Regions from separate parts of the Mus musculus genome. Here region 1 is linked to region 2. Evidence: chromatin contacts called from ENCODE Hi-C or POLR2A ChIA-PET data. All regions are on one chromosome and are shown on one strand. The core of a region is the stretch at or near the end of the contact, and the rest is flanking DNA. Distances in the headings are between cores, read along the strand shown. Region 1 holds the start of Grcc10 (gene rich cluster, C10 gene). Region 2 has its middle 11 kb from the start of Foxj2.

Region 1 (6,120 bases), core at 1,114-3,613, 1.9 Mb after region 2:
GAACGGTGGGGCGGGGCTGGCCAGAGTCCGCCCGCCCACCACGGCCAAATTCCCCAGAGGACTGCAGGAGTGCAGCAGGCTTCAGGCCTGTCCAGGCCTACTTCCCTGGGAAGGGGAGGAGCCACCTGCTGTTCTACCTGGAGCTCAAACTGCTGGAGCAGAAGGAGGGCGGGTAGAAGCAAAGCCCAGGAAGTAACCCTAGCCAAGGGACCGCCCTCGGAAGAGTACCTCTCTGACAGTGGAAAGCAGAGAGCCCAAAGAAGAGCCTGGGCCCGCTGCTCTAGGAGGTGCCACCTTTGTGAGCAAACCTCCCAGGGTACCAAGAGGCCCATCTTAGCCTCCCACACCCTAGGTCTCATGAGAGCAGGGTTGGTCCCAGCGAAGAGGATAGAAAGGGTCTAAAGGAGGGGAAAGGCTAGAGGCGGCTGGGTGGCAACAAGAGGGGGTAATCAGGACTACAAATGACTGACACAAAGGTTTAGTCACAAGTACATTTATTATCCTCTGGAACACAAGGGCCGCCTCCACAGCAGCAGCACACATACGAGAACCAATCTCAGGAGGCTGCCACACTGCTTCCAGAAGCAGGCCCATGGGGCGGCAGTGTCATGGGTGGCAGGAACAGGGCCTTCAGCTTGCCTGACAGGCTGGCAATCTCGGGATCCTGGGCTTCATAAGACTTGACCAGGCGGGCAAACTTAAGGACACCTGCAATCAGAAGCAAGTCAAGCCACACTGCTGGGGACCAGTGTGTGGAGGCAGCCAAGGGGGCTCCCTAGAGCAGAAGATCTCCTTTCGTCAGGCAGCCATCTGCAATAGAGGACAATTCACCCCCATGTCCTGCATGGCTTCAACCAACCCCGCCCCGGTTTTCACTAGGCACAACTGGATGCAATATAAAAAAGCCCTAAAACAGCTGGGCCTGCCCTTAATCCCAGCACTCGGGAGGCAGAGGTAGGTGGGTCTCTTGAGTTCGAGGCCTGCCTGGTCTACAGATTGAGTTCCAAGATAGCCAGGGCTACACAGAGAAACCCTGTCTCAAACAAACAAACAAAAAATTAAAAAGCATTATGTTTTCAGTCTCGGGTGAACCACGTTCAGCAGCTTAGCCTCAAGCAGCCTGATTTGAAAGAGACTCCCTGGTAGTCCTGGCTAGCTAACAAACAAACAAACAAACAAACAAACACAAAATTAATAAACAACTGTCCTTGGGAAGAGAGGGCTCAACCTGCCACACCAAACCTATTAGCCAAAAGGCAGACAAGAAAGAGTTCAGGTACACGAGAGAGTTCAGGTTAGAGCTGGGCCCAGTGACTCAAGCCTGTCACTTACTCAAAAGGCTGAGAAAGGTGGGTCTCTGGTTCAAGGCCATTCTGGGCAACTTACTGCGATCCTGACTCGGGGAGAGCTGGGAAGTTCGAGGGCCATGGAGAAACACTTGCCTATGTAGGGCTTTGGACTCTAGAGCCAGAACTTTTGTTTGGTGGGTTTTTGTTTTTTCAAGACAGGGTTTTCTTTGTATAGCCATGGCTACCCTGGAACTCCTCACCCTACATACCAGGCTGGCCTTGAACTCAGAGACCTGCCTGCCTCTGCTTCTCAAATGCTGGGATGAAAGGCCACTGTGGCCATGCCTGGCTTCAAGAGCCATAACTTTTCAGGCGGGGCTTAAGTCTAGTCCCTGAACTGTGAGTGGCAATGTTTGATGTGACTGCCGCCCTGTGGCGAGAAAAAGATCGATCGGGGGGGGGGGGGGGCATCATCATGCGTCCCACCCCCAGTCCATTCCTTTGCCAAGCCCTGTGGGACCCACCTTCCCCGTCGCAGCTGAAGCCATAGGCTTTAATAACCTCTTGTTGGATCTGTGTGGCTACGGGCAGCACAAATTGCAGCATCTTGCCCATATCGTTGCACGCATTGTCTCTAGCCTCGTCCATGCGCACGGCATTCTCTGGGGCCGAGAACGCTTGAATCACCTCCGCCAGGACCACTGCGAGACGGAAGCATCCCAGAGAGGTCCGCGGAGGACGGCGGGCGAGCCCAGAGGAGGGAAGAGGCAGGGAATTAGTGGGCCGAGGCCTGCAAGCAACCCGATAAGCTTGTCCTCCCAACCCTTCGCCCTAATGGGCAAGGGCCCCACTTGGAGAGGCAAAGAATAGTATCGCGCCCTCCCCCCAGAAGACGGCCCACACCCAGACTAGGCTCTTTCCTCACCCTTGGCCTGCTCCGCGCTCAGGGCCGCGGGCTGAGCCGAGGCGGACGCCATAGAACGCCACTCGGTGCTTGAGTAGTGGGAACACAGAAGAGATCCGGAGAACCCTGCAGCCAGCCACCTCCCCCACGGATGCAGGCCAGAGGAGGCAGAAAGGAAGCGGGACCGCACGAGGCGGAAGTCTCAGAGCGTGGCTCTAGCACATACGCGTTTCCTAGGAAACCAGAGAAGGATCAAAGCCCCTCTCACACACCGGGGAGCGGGGAAGAGAACTGTTTTGCTTTCATTGTAGACCAGTGAAATTGGGAGGGGTTTTCCGACCGAAGTCAGAAAACCTGCTAGACAAATTCTAAAAGAGCTGTAACACTTGCGGAAGTGCGTCTGTAGCGAGCCAGGGAAGGACATCAACTCCACTTTCGATGAGGGTGAGATCAAGGTGCCATTTCCACACCCCTCCACTGATATGTGAATCACAAAGCACAGTTCCTTATTCGGTTCGATAAACAATATTCTAAAAGACTATTAAAACCGCTCGTTTCTTGAGTTTGTGACCGCTTGTAAAGGCTATGCAAATGAGTCAGTGCTGATTGGCTGAAAACAGCCAATCACAGCTCCTATGTTGTTAAAAAAAAAAAAAGAGCTTCGCGAGATTAAAGGCTTGGAGCTAAAGCCGAAGTGAATCGGACTTAAGTAGTGGCAGGCGATGTGGCCCGATGTCTTGTAGTCTCATCCTTACAAGTTCCCCACACTGCAAAGACTCTGGAACATCAGGCCCGACCGGGCATAGCGCCACATTTCTGTGATACCAGCACAAAAGCTGAGAAGTTCAAGGCCAGCTTGGGCTCCATGGCCCTGCTTCATTAAAAATAGAGGGGTTGCAAAGATGGCTCACCCTGCTTGGCAATTCCTAACTGCCCTAACTCCAAGCTACAGGGACCCAACAGCTTCTGGTCTCTTTTGAGGCCTTGCATTCATAAGCGCAGACATGAGCTCATACACCTAACTATTAGTAAATCTTTTACAAATACTAATCTTATTGGCCTCCATGTTATACACCTTTAACTGTTTCAAATCATAAACTATGCTGAGAAGGGATTCAGATCTCTGAAACTGTCTCTGGAGCACTCTGGTGGCACATTATGTCAGTGATGTACTTCCAAGGGCTGAGTAGGTCTTAGATTTGCTTATGCTTGCTGTGCGCCTATTCTTGCTCTGAACGGCCTCAGGAGCCTGAACTCCCCAATCTAAAGGTCTAGGACAGGGCACCCCATAAGTATAGCTGAGCATCCAAGATCAAGAAGAGCCTTGTCAGGTTAAAGAGATGGCTCAGGGGGTTAAGAGCACAGACTGCTCTTCCAGGTGTCCTGAGTTCAATTCCCAGCAACCACTTGGTGGCTCACAACCATCTGTAATGGGATTTGATATTCTCTTCTGGTATGCATGAAGACTCTTGTAAAATAAATGAGTAATAAAAAAGAGCCTTGTCCAACTCCTAAGTTTCCATAAGAAAACCCCATTCATCCCTTCCCACTTCCCCTACAACAACCAGACCTCTCTCCCTACCCACCCCAACACCCTACCCACTGCAACCACCCTCCCCCAAATAAAAAACACGTCACAGACATATTCCTGGGGAACTGTGAGGATGTTTTTGTTTGGTTGGTTTTGGTCAGGATGTTTTTTAAAGAGCATCATATAGATATTTATATATATAAATTATTAATGTGGGACGGGTAAGGGCACATATCGCCGAGGGAGGGGGTGCACACACAGGGATGGGGCGGGGCAGCACACAATGCTACGCAAAACAGCCACATCTAACAGATGAAAAAAATCACACCAATGGGTTAGGGGAGGGGCAGTGGCCACCAAGGATTCGGCATAGAGGAGAAGAAAAGCAGGGGATAGGAGGAGGGACCTGGTCCAAGATACTGTGCACTTTCTGCCCCCACCCTTGCCACTTCCCACCTCTGCACACAACCCCGGGCCCTGACCTTGTCTGTCCCTTCTTCCCTCCCTCCCTCTACCCAGCTGCAGGAGCTCTGCAAGCGGGCAGCACCCTCTCCTCGGCTGGGGGTGGGGTGGGGTCAAAAGGTTGGGGTGGTCCTCCAAGGTCTGGATGAAGGAGCAGTGGGTGCTGTCTGGATCGCAGCTCTACAGCGGCTTGTCACTCTCCTTCTTCAGGTGACTAGATAAGAGGCAATGCAGAGATGAGACTGAGAAAGGGGGCTTCCCCTCCCAAGGGCTCGGTGTCCTGTTGGACCATGCCCAGAACCCACTTCCCCTTGTGCTCTGGGGGCAACCTGGAGTACCTGTAGTAGTCTTCCTGGGCAGGTAGTGGCACGCTGTGCAATGGGTGATGAGCATGTAGCCACTGCTGCTGTTCCAGCGCCAAGCGCTGCAGCTCAGCTGACTGCGCGTGCATGGCCTGCAGCTGATGAGCCGCTGACATTGGAGCAGAAAGGGAGGCCGGCAGGTCCCGGTAAGGGGCAGCTGTGAGAAGAAGGCACAGGAGTAAATGACTGCTGGATGGGGACAGTCAGCCAACGTTCCAGACAGACAGAGGAAGCTGAGGCTAAAATGCAAAGTTACAGCACCTAGCCTATGCTCTATCTGTCGGCCTGTGGTGGAACGGAACGAGCCCTAGCTCTTGAGGCTCCTTTAGAAGGGAACGAGCCCTAGCTCTTGAGGCTCCTTTAGAAGGGCCTCAGGTCTCCGTTTCTATCTTAGCTGCTCACATCTCTCTCCAAACTCCATTTGGCCCTTCTACCCCCCCGAGTTCCTCTGTTCTGGTCTTCCCTCACGTACGCCTCCCCTCCTCCATCCTTACCAAAAAGCTGGTGACGAAGAACTTCGTTCTCGTGCAGAGGGTGAGGAAGAAGGGGGTTGGGGAGGGTCCCAGCTGGGTAGGGGATCCGGGTAAGGTGAGACCCTGAGGCCAGGGGGTCAATGAGAGGGTGCACCGAGGCAGAGGCTGGAGGGCAGAGAAGAGGAAGGTGTCACCAGGAGGCAGGGTTGGGGACAACTATGCACTGGGGTGGAGGGATCTAGCTTGTGAAGAGACAGACACAAGGATCCAAAGCAGAACCAAGGTGGGAGAGAGGAGCTAGACCCTCTGAGATGACAGAGCAGCTGGAGAAGAGACACGGAAGACTGAAGACAGGATATTACAGAGCAGAGAAGCAAAGAAAAGACTGGACTCCTCAGAAAAGATGAAGGGTAAGTTTAGGAAACACTTCTTTCTTAAGTTTAAGAAATGTATCAGGGAGAACTATTAGGAGCTGGTGTGAACATGAGCAGACTGTGATGCCTAAAAATGCCCGGAGTTGAATTGCTTAAGGCCAGCCGGGCAGTGTTCTGGGCTATAAACTACAGTATATAAAACAGTATATAAGCTCATTATTGCCTATGGCTAAGTTTCATGGACTTCCCTAAAAAGTTCTAAATCTACAGATGGGCAGAAATACAGAAGACTCCGAGATGTAAGGAAAAGGAGACGCTGACACCAAACAAGCTCTGTATACAGAGAAACAAGCACATCGATGTGTGAAGGGCACGGAGAGGGTATGAACATAAGAAAGGAAGGTGGTTCTTCCAAAGGCTCCATGTTGATCTGTTATCAAGGATAGAGGGGCTGGGCTACGAGCAGGTACGAGACAGTGTGAAGACGAGCAGGTACGAGACAGTGTGACGGGAAGCCAAGGAAGCAAACACTAGAACGGCAATCTCAGGAGATGGGAGTTCTGGCCAGAAGAAGGGAAGAACGTTATTTCACACTTCCAAGTAGGAAACAGGGTCTTACCTGCGTGGATAGCATCCTGCTGGTGCAGGTGAAGGTGAGAGTGGATGTGGGAGTGCTGGTGGTGATGGGGAGTCACGTTGAGCATCTGCAGCCGGGCTAGTGGATC
Region 2 (5,798 bases), core at 3,085-5,584:
CCAAGTTGCACATCTGCTATATATGTGCAGGGGGGTCTAGGTCCAACCCTTGTATGCTCTTTGGTTGGTGTTCAGTCTCTGGGAGCCCCCAAGGGTCCAGCTTAGTTGACTCTGTAGGTCTTCTTGTAGAGTCCCTCCAAACCCTTCTCTCAACTCTTCCACAAGACGTCCTAAGCTCTATCTAATGTTTGGCTTTGGGTCTCTGCATCTGTTTTCATTGGCTGCTGGGTGGAGCCTTTCACACTAGGCTCCTTTCTGCAAGCATAGCAGGGTATCATTAATAGTGTCAGGGATTGGTTCTTGTCCATGGGATGGATCTCAAGTTAGGTCAGTCATTGGTTGGGGAACCTAAGGATAGTTCAAACATGCATATTGCATTTTGCTTATAGTCTCACTCCCCACTTACCCTTCCTTGGGCTACCTCCCACTTTCCTTGGTCTCCTTCCTGCTGGTCCCTTGTGCTTCAAAAGTGTTTTAGGGGAGTTGGAGAGATGGTTCAGTTTGATTCCCAAACACCCACATTGTGTAGCTCTGACCTGTGTTGAACTCCAGCTCCAGAAGGTTCTGATAGAGTCAATAGACTCTGGTCTCCATAGACACCTGTATTCAAGTACACTTTGGAGGTAGAGACAGGCAGATCTCCATGAGTTCAAGGCTAGCCTGCTCTATATAGCAAGTCCTAGGCCAGCCAGGGCTGCACTGTGAGACCCTGTTTCAAAACAAATAATAAATATATATATATATATATATATTTTAAAATTAAGATGTGAAGAAGCTGAATAATTAGATTTCTCTCAATTTCAGTTCAATGAACACTCGTTTTAGAATCATGACCATAATACACTAGTAAATACTAAGGGTAGTTTGAGGGATCTCTCTCTGACTTTGTGAATGCATAGTTTAGGAGGGGATTTAAACATAAGAGTCATTGCTTGGGATCAGTCTGATATGGCTAATTAAAGTAAATATTTATTTTTATGTGTGTGTGTGTGTGCGCGTGCCTGAGTGTACTTATGTGTACCACATGCATGCAGAAACCCAAGACCATCAGAAGAGTCTCCTGGAACTGGAGTTACAGGAGATTGTGAATGACATCATGGGTGCTGAGAACCAAATGAGGGTCTCCTTCAAGAGCAGTAAGTGCTCTTACCCGTCCAACCACCTCTCCAGCCAATAGGGCAAATTGTTAGGGAAAGTTCAGAATACTTTATCTGAAAGGAAGTTGGGGAAACATGAATGTCGCAGTATTTCTGAGACAGAAGAAACCTAAAGGCCAGGTGTGGTGGGATACACCTGTGATCCTAGCCCCTTTGAGGAAGAGGCAGGACATCAGGAGTTCTAGGTCACCCTTGCCTCTCTGTCCCAAGAACTAGCTGTGTACCATCATGTGGCTCTCTCATATGGTTCTTGTAGGCAGGGATTAGAGTGATGGACTATCTCAAATTTTTTTAGAACTGAGGAGTGGGTCTTCTTTGCTAAGTACAGATGAGAGGCCAAATCTTTAAATTCAGACTCCATTTTTAGAGAACCTGACCTAACTTTGAACTCAGGTAAACTAACAGGCCAGTACCTAGCATTAGTGTCCAAGTTAGCCCCCAACAAAACCAGAGCCTAGCTCGAGTCTCTAGGCTCAACCCCCAACAAGACCTGCATCTCCAGGTTACACCCCTAACAAGACCAACATTCCCAGGTTACTACCCCAACACATCTGCCTCCCCAGGTTACAATTCCACCCCTTGCCTAACAGCCACCAATGCAGAGGGGAGTAAAAATTAAGTTTATTATTTAATTTCCAGCACCAGCCAGTTATGCTAAAGGCCATAGTAGCTTTCCAATTAGATGCTTGCACACTTATCCCCAACTTGCTGCTTACTATAAAACCTTGCCCCAATAGATATTCTAGGTTCCCTCTCCACCAAGTCGGGGATGAGCTAGCTTGAAAAGAATTAAGACCCTGCTGTGAGTTGCATCAGATCAGCTCCTGTCTGTTGTGTGTGTGTGTGATCACTAACACTTCCCTGGCACTACACAGAATATTCCTGGACAACCTGGGTCTGTGGTCTTTGTAACAGGGACTTGGCCTGATGCACCTTCCAGCTGTTGAAGTATCTCATACAAAGTTGAAAAGTATCTCATACAAAGCAGGTGTTGAAAAATGTCAAAAACTACTTATTGGAGTTATAGGGTGGAAATTAATAAAGGAGGCCAGGATTTTTAGCTATAAATTATGATCTGCATACTTTACAGATATGGAATGTAAAATAAAGCACCTATGGCTTGCTAGCATGACTATGGGACAGTGCTGGCTTTAGTCTACCATTCCAGGACTAATCACTATTACTTCATGGGCATAGTTGGCTGTCAAGGCCATAGTAGCAACAACAGTAGCTTTCTGATGCCTGGCTCACAGCACCGCTCAGTGGGGTCATCAAGTTAACAATGTCAGCAACACAGTGCTGATTCCTTACCCTCTGAGGCTCCCTGGAAGATGAGCTCAGTAGTTGAATTCTTGGAGTCATTTCTCCCTTTTTTTTCCCTAAAGATTTATTTTTTATTTACATGAGTACACTGCAGCTGTCTTCAGACACACACCAGAAGAGTGCATCGGATCCCATTACAGATGGTTGTGAGCCACCAAGTGGTTGCTGGGAATTGAACTCAGGACCTCTGGCAGAGCATTCAGTGCTCGTAACCACTGAGCCATCTCTCCAGCCCTCTTGGAGTCATTTCTAAGATGCTGCAGCACTTGCAACAATTTTGTAAGCACCGAGTCCCCGTCATTAAAACCTTTTCTACATAAAGCCCTTTCTATTCACTGTAACCTACCCTGCCAAATGTAATGCACAGCTAAGCAAACCCCCTCCTGTCTCCCCATAAACACCCATTGCATTGAACTATATCTGGCTGTTCTGGAACTCAAGTAGGCTAGGCTGTTCTCAAACTCAGATCTGCCTGCTTCTGCCTCCTAAGTGAGGAGATTAAAGGCCTGAGCCATCATCCCCTGCTCCCCCACTAGTCTTTTGAGGTCTTATGGCTGGTTTTGGGGTCTCCAGATATAAGAGAAATTGGTAGCTATTATTGTTTTAGAAGAGGGAGCCAGACTTCAGTGAACCAAGAGGATTCCCCTTGAATCTAAGGTTCTATCTGATTCAACAATCTCAAGTTCAGTTGTCCGACTTCTCTCTTGCCCTCTTGGGCTCTTCCCTTCTTCCTCCCTTCCCCATTCCCTTCCCCCTCTATCCATGTGTTCATGGATGGCCTCTACTTCTCCCTCTCTGCCTCTACTACCTTCTTAACTCTCCAGGCCCTGAATAAACTTTATTCTATACTATTAAAAAAAAAAAAAACCAACAAACTCAAGTTCATTGCCTTCTTTTCAAAATTTAATTATGAATTAATGAACACATGTAATTATTTTTATAACACAAGTGGTTAAGTGAGAATTTAAAAAGTGGGGAGGGTTCATAAGACATACAAGGGCATCTTTAAAAATAATATCTTTCCCCTCATACTTTGTCTTCTTCTGTGTATGCACTGCCTGTCCCAGACACAAGAGAGTGAAGTGCCTGCCTATGCAGAAGAGTTTCAGTTCAGATTTTTTTTTTTTTGAGTCTAATTGGGCTGTCCTGGATCTCGCTGTGTTTGAGCAGGCTTGCCTCAAATTCAGAAATTAGCCTGCAAGCCTCCCAAACTACAGGATTAAAGGGGTGAGTCACCAAGCTAGTTTATTTTGAGTTCTTTTCACTTTCAACCATCAATACGCCCCTCCCCCATCGTCAAATTTAATCCAGACTTGCTTCTCTCTACGTAGTCGAGGATGACTTTGAACTTCTGAACATCCTCATCCTGCCTTCACCTCACATCACAGGTGTACGCCAACACGCCTAGTTTTGTCTTCTTGCGTGCATGAAAGACAACCTCCAGCCCCACTCCATTTCCGTTCTCTACGTGGAGATAAATCCCTTGCGTTTCCTTTTCACCATTTCATTCATTCCCGTTGGTACCGTGACTAAAAGGGAAGCCTGGGCTCAAAAGTTAAGTGTGAATATCGGGTATATTCCAGGAAGCCAGTGTACGCGCTCCCTCCCGAGGAGTAAGTAAACAGGAAACTATCGATCCCATGCAGGAAATGACCTTTGTGAGGGCAAAGTAGGTGAGCCGGTTTCCCTCGCTTTCCCTGAGTTCCCTTCCTAACTCATTTCCGGGTGTCAACCCATTTGGTCCTCCCCTACAAAACCAGCGTCGGCTGGCTCTTCACGGTCCACCCTAGAATTCCTCCCTGAGAGACCGGCCAATAGGCCCGGTACCTTTACGGACATTTTTATGCCCTGTTTTACATCACGGCAAACCTCCGCCAATCACTAACTGGGGGAGGAGGTACCAAAATAATCTTTACTTCCTCCCCAAATGGCCACCCTTCACCGCATCATCCTTTGATGGACTACCCAGGTGGCCAACCCTCGCTCAGTCCAGGGCCCAGCCCATGCTCAACTCCACCAGTCAGGACAAAGGAGAGGCATGCCCCCCCCCCCTTTTTGGAAATGCCTTGACGCTAGGCGTCCGGGCACCGGGGAAGTTACAACTTTGTACAGTCTGTGCTGCCAGCGTCCGGGTCTATCTCGGATCCAGTCTGGTGCCCCGGCGCCCACCCGGGATGGCCCCGCGGGCCCCGTCTCAGCCGCCTTTGCAGTGGCTCGCGGGTCTATCTCGGAGCCCGCGCTGCGCTCCCAGCCCCGGACGCTGGGCCGGCAGCCGGGGGCGCGGATCTTTCCATCCGCCTACCGCCGCTCTCCTCCCTCCTCTCCTCCGCGTTCCGGGCCGGGCTGACACCGGGGTGGGCGGAGCCGAGAGCTTGCTCAGAGCGGGGAGAGGCTGGCGCCTCTTAAGGTGGAACAGACCCATCGCTGGGCCTCCCTGGGTGTGCGACTCCCGCCCCAGCCTCGCTCTAAACGCTCGCTCTCGTCTCCCTAGCGAGCCTCGGTTCTCTACATAGTTTAGAAATTAATCAGGATGTAAAATGAACGCATAAACTGAAAAAGAAAAAAAAGTCAAGAAGATGCAAACTACTCAGAGAACTTTTATTATACTTGTGTTCTTTATTCCAGGGACTACAATCTTTAAGTGGTAGGTTTTTTTGTTTGTTTGTTTTTTTCCTTCCTCTTTCGGATGTTCAAATAAGAACTCACATTTTGCCTGATGAACATGATACACATGAGTCATTTGTATGCCGGTTTAGTGACACCGCCCCCCCACCCCTAACATGGACGACAAATATACTAAGGGAAGCAGAAACCTGGAGCCTGGTGGCTATAGGCTGCCTCTTATAGTTGGCCAATGATTCGTAGAGGGAGCTAAAGAGCAGAGGTGCTGCTATCTCAACGCCTTTGTAAAATGGATGAAAATCTGCTGCTTTCTGGATTTGGTTTGACGCAGAATTGTTCCTGTATAAAGGAAAAGCAGGGACAAAAACGGGGCAGAGACTGAAGAAAGGCTATCCCATGACCGGCCCAACTTGGGATCCATCCCACGCACAGGCACCAAACCCGGATACAATTACTGATGCCATGTTGTGCTTGCAGCCTAGCATAGCTGTCTTCTGAAAGGTTCTACCAACAGCTGACTGAATCAGATGCAGATACTTACAGCCAACCATTGGACTGAGTTCGAGACCCCTATGGAAAGGATTGAAGGAGCTGAAGAGTATGGCAACCCCATAGGAAGACCAACAGTATTAACTAACGGGGACTCCTGGGAGGTCCTAGAGACTAAGCCACCAACCAAAGAGCATACACGGGCTG

What was found. Hi-C counts contacts between places; a loop is a spot of excess contacts on that map. ChIA-PET counts read pairs that join two places held with the same protein, here RNA polymerase II (POLR2A).
Region 1: a map of T-helper 17 cell shows a loop between it and region 2 (4-fold over the local background). The contact joins the promoter of Grcc10 here to the enhancer-like site in region 2. A Hi-C loop is called at or near these places in 1 of 37 maps with a recorded cell type or tissue (T-helper 17 cell). POLR2A ChIA-PET finds 5 or more read pairs at or near these places in 1 of 5 experiments (embryonic stem cell).

What each region holds. Positions count from the first base shown.
Region 1 is chr6:124,738,706-124,744,825 of GRCm38, forward strand. Grcc10 (gene rich cluster, C10 gene) reads right to left here and starts at 2,364. Exons shown (of 3, transcript NM_013535.2): 1 at 2,215-2,364; 2 at 1,814-1,990; 3 at 478-708. The coding sequence starts at 2,266. The coding sequence ends at 557. It overlaps Rnu7 (U7 small nuclear RNA), which reads right to left and starts at 2,581; the gene lies at 2,520-2,581. Atn1 (atrophin 1) reads right to left here. Exons shown (of 10, transcript NM_007881.4): 7 at 6,015-6,120; 8 at 5,043-5,186; 9 at 4,525-4,705; 10 at 3,839-4,400. The coding sequence ends at 4,367. It also overlaps a transcript of Ptpn6 not described here.
Region 2 is chr6:122,806,622-122,812,419 of GRCm38, forward strand. No RefSeq gene overlaps it. Among named protein-coding and RNA genes, the nearest start is that of Foxj2, 11 kb to the right of the region's middle. Within about 2 kb of position 4,335, at least 1 of the 3 ENCODE cell types and tissues checked has a DNase peak (open chromatin) inside an H3K27ac peak, as active enhancers do.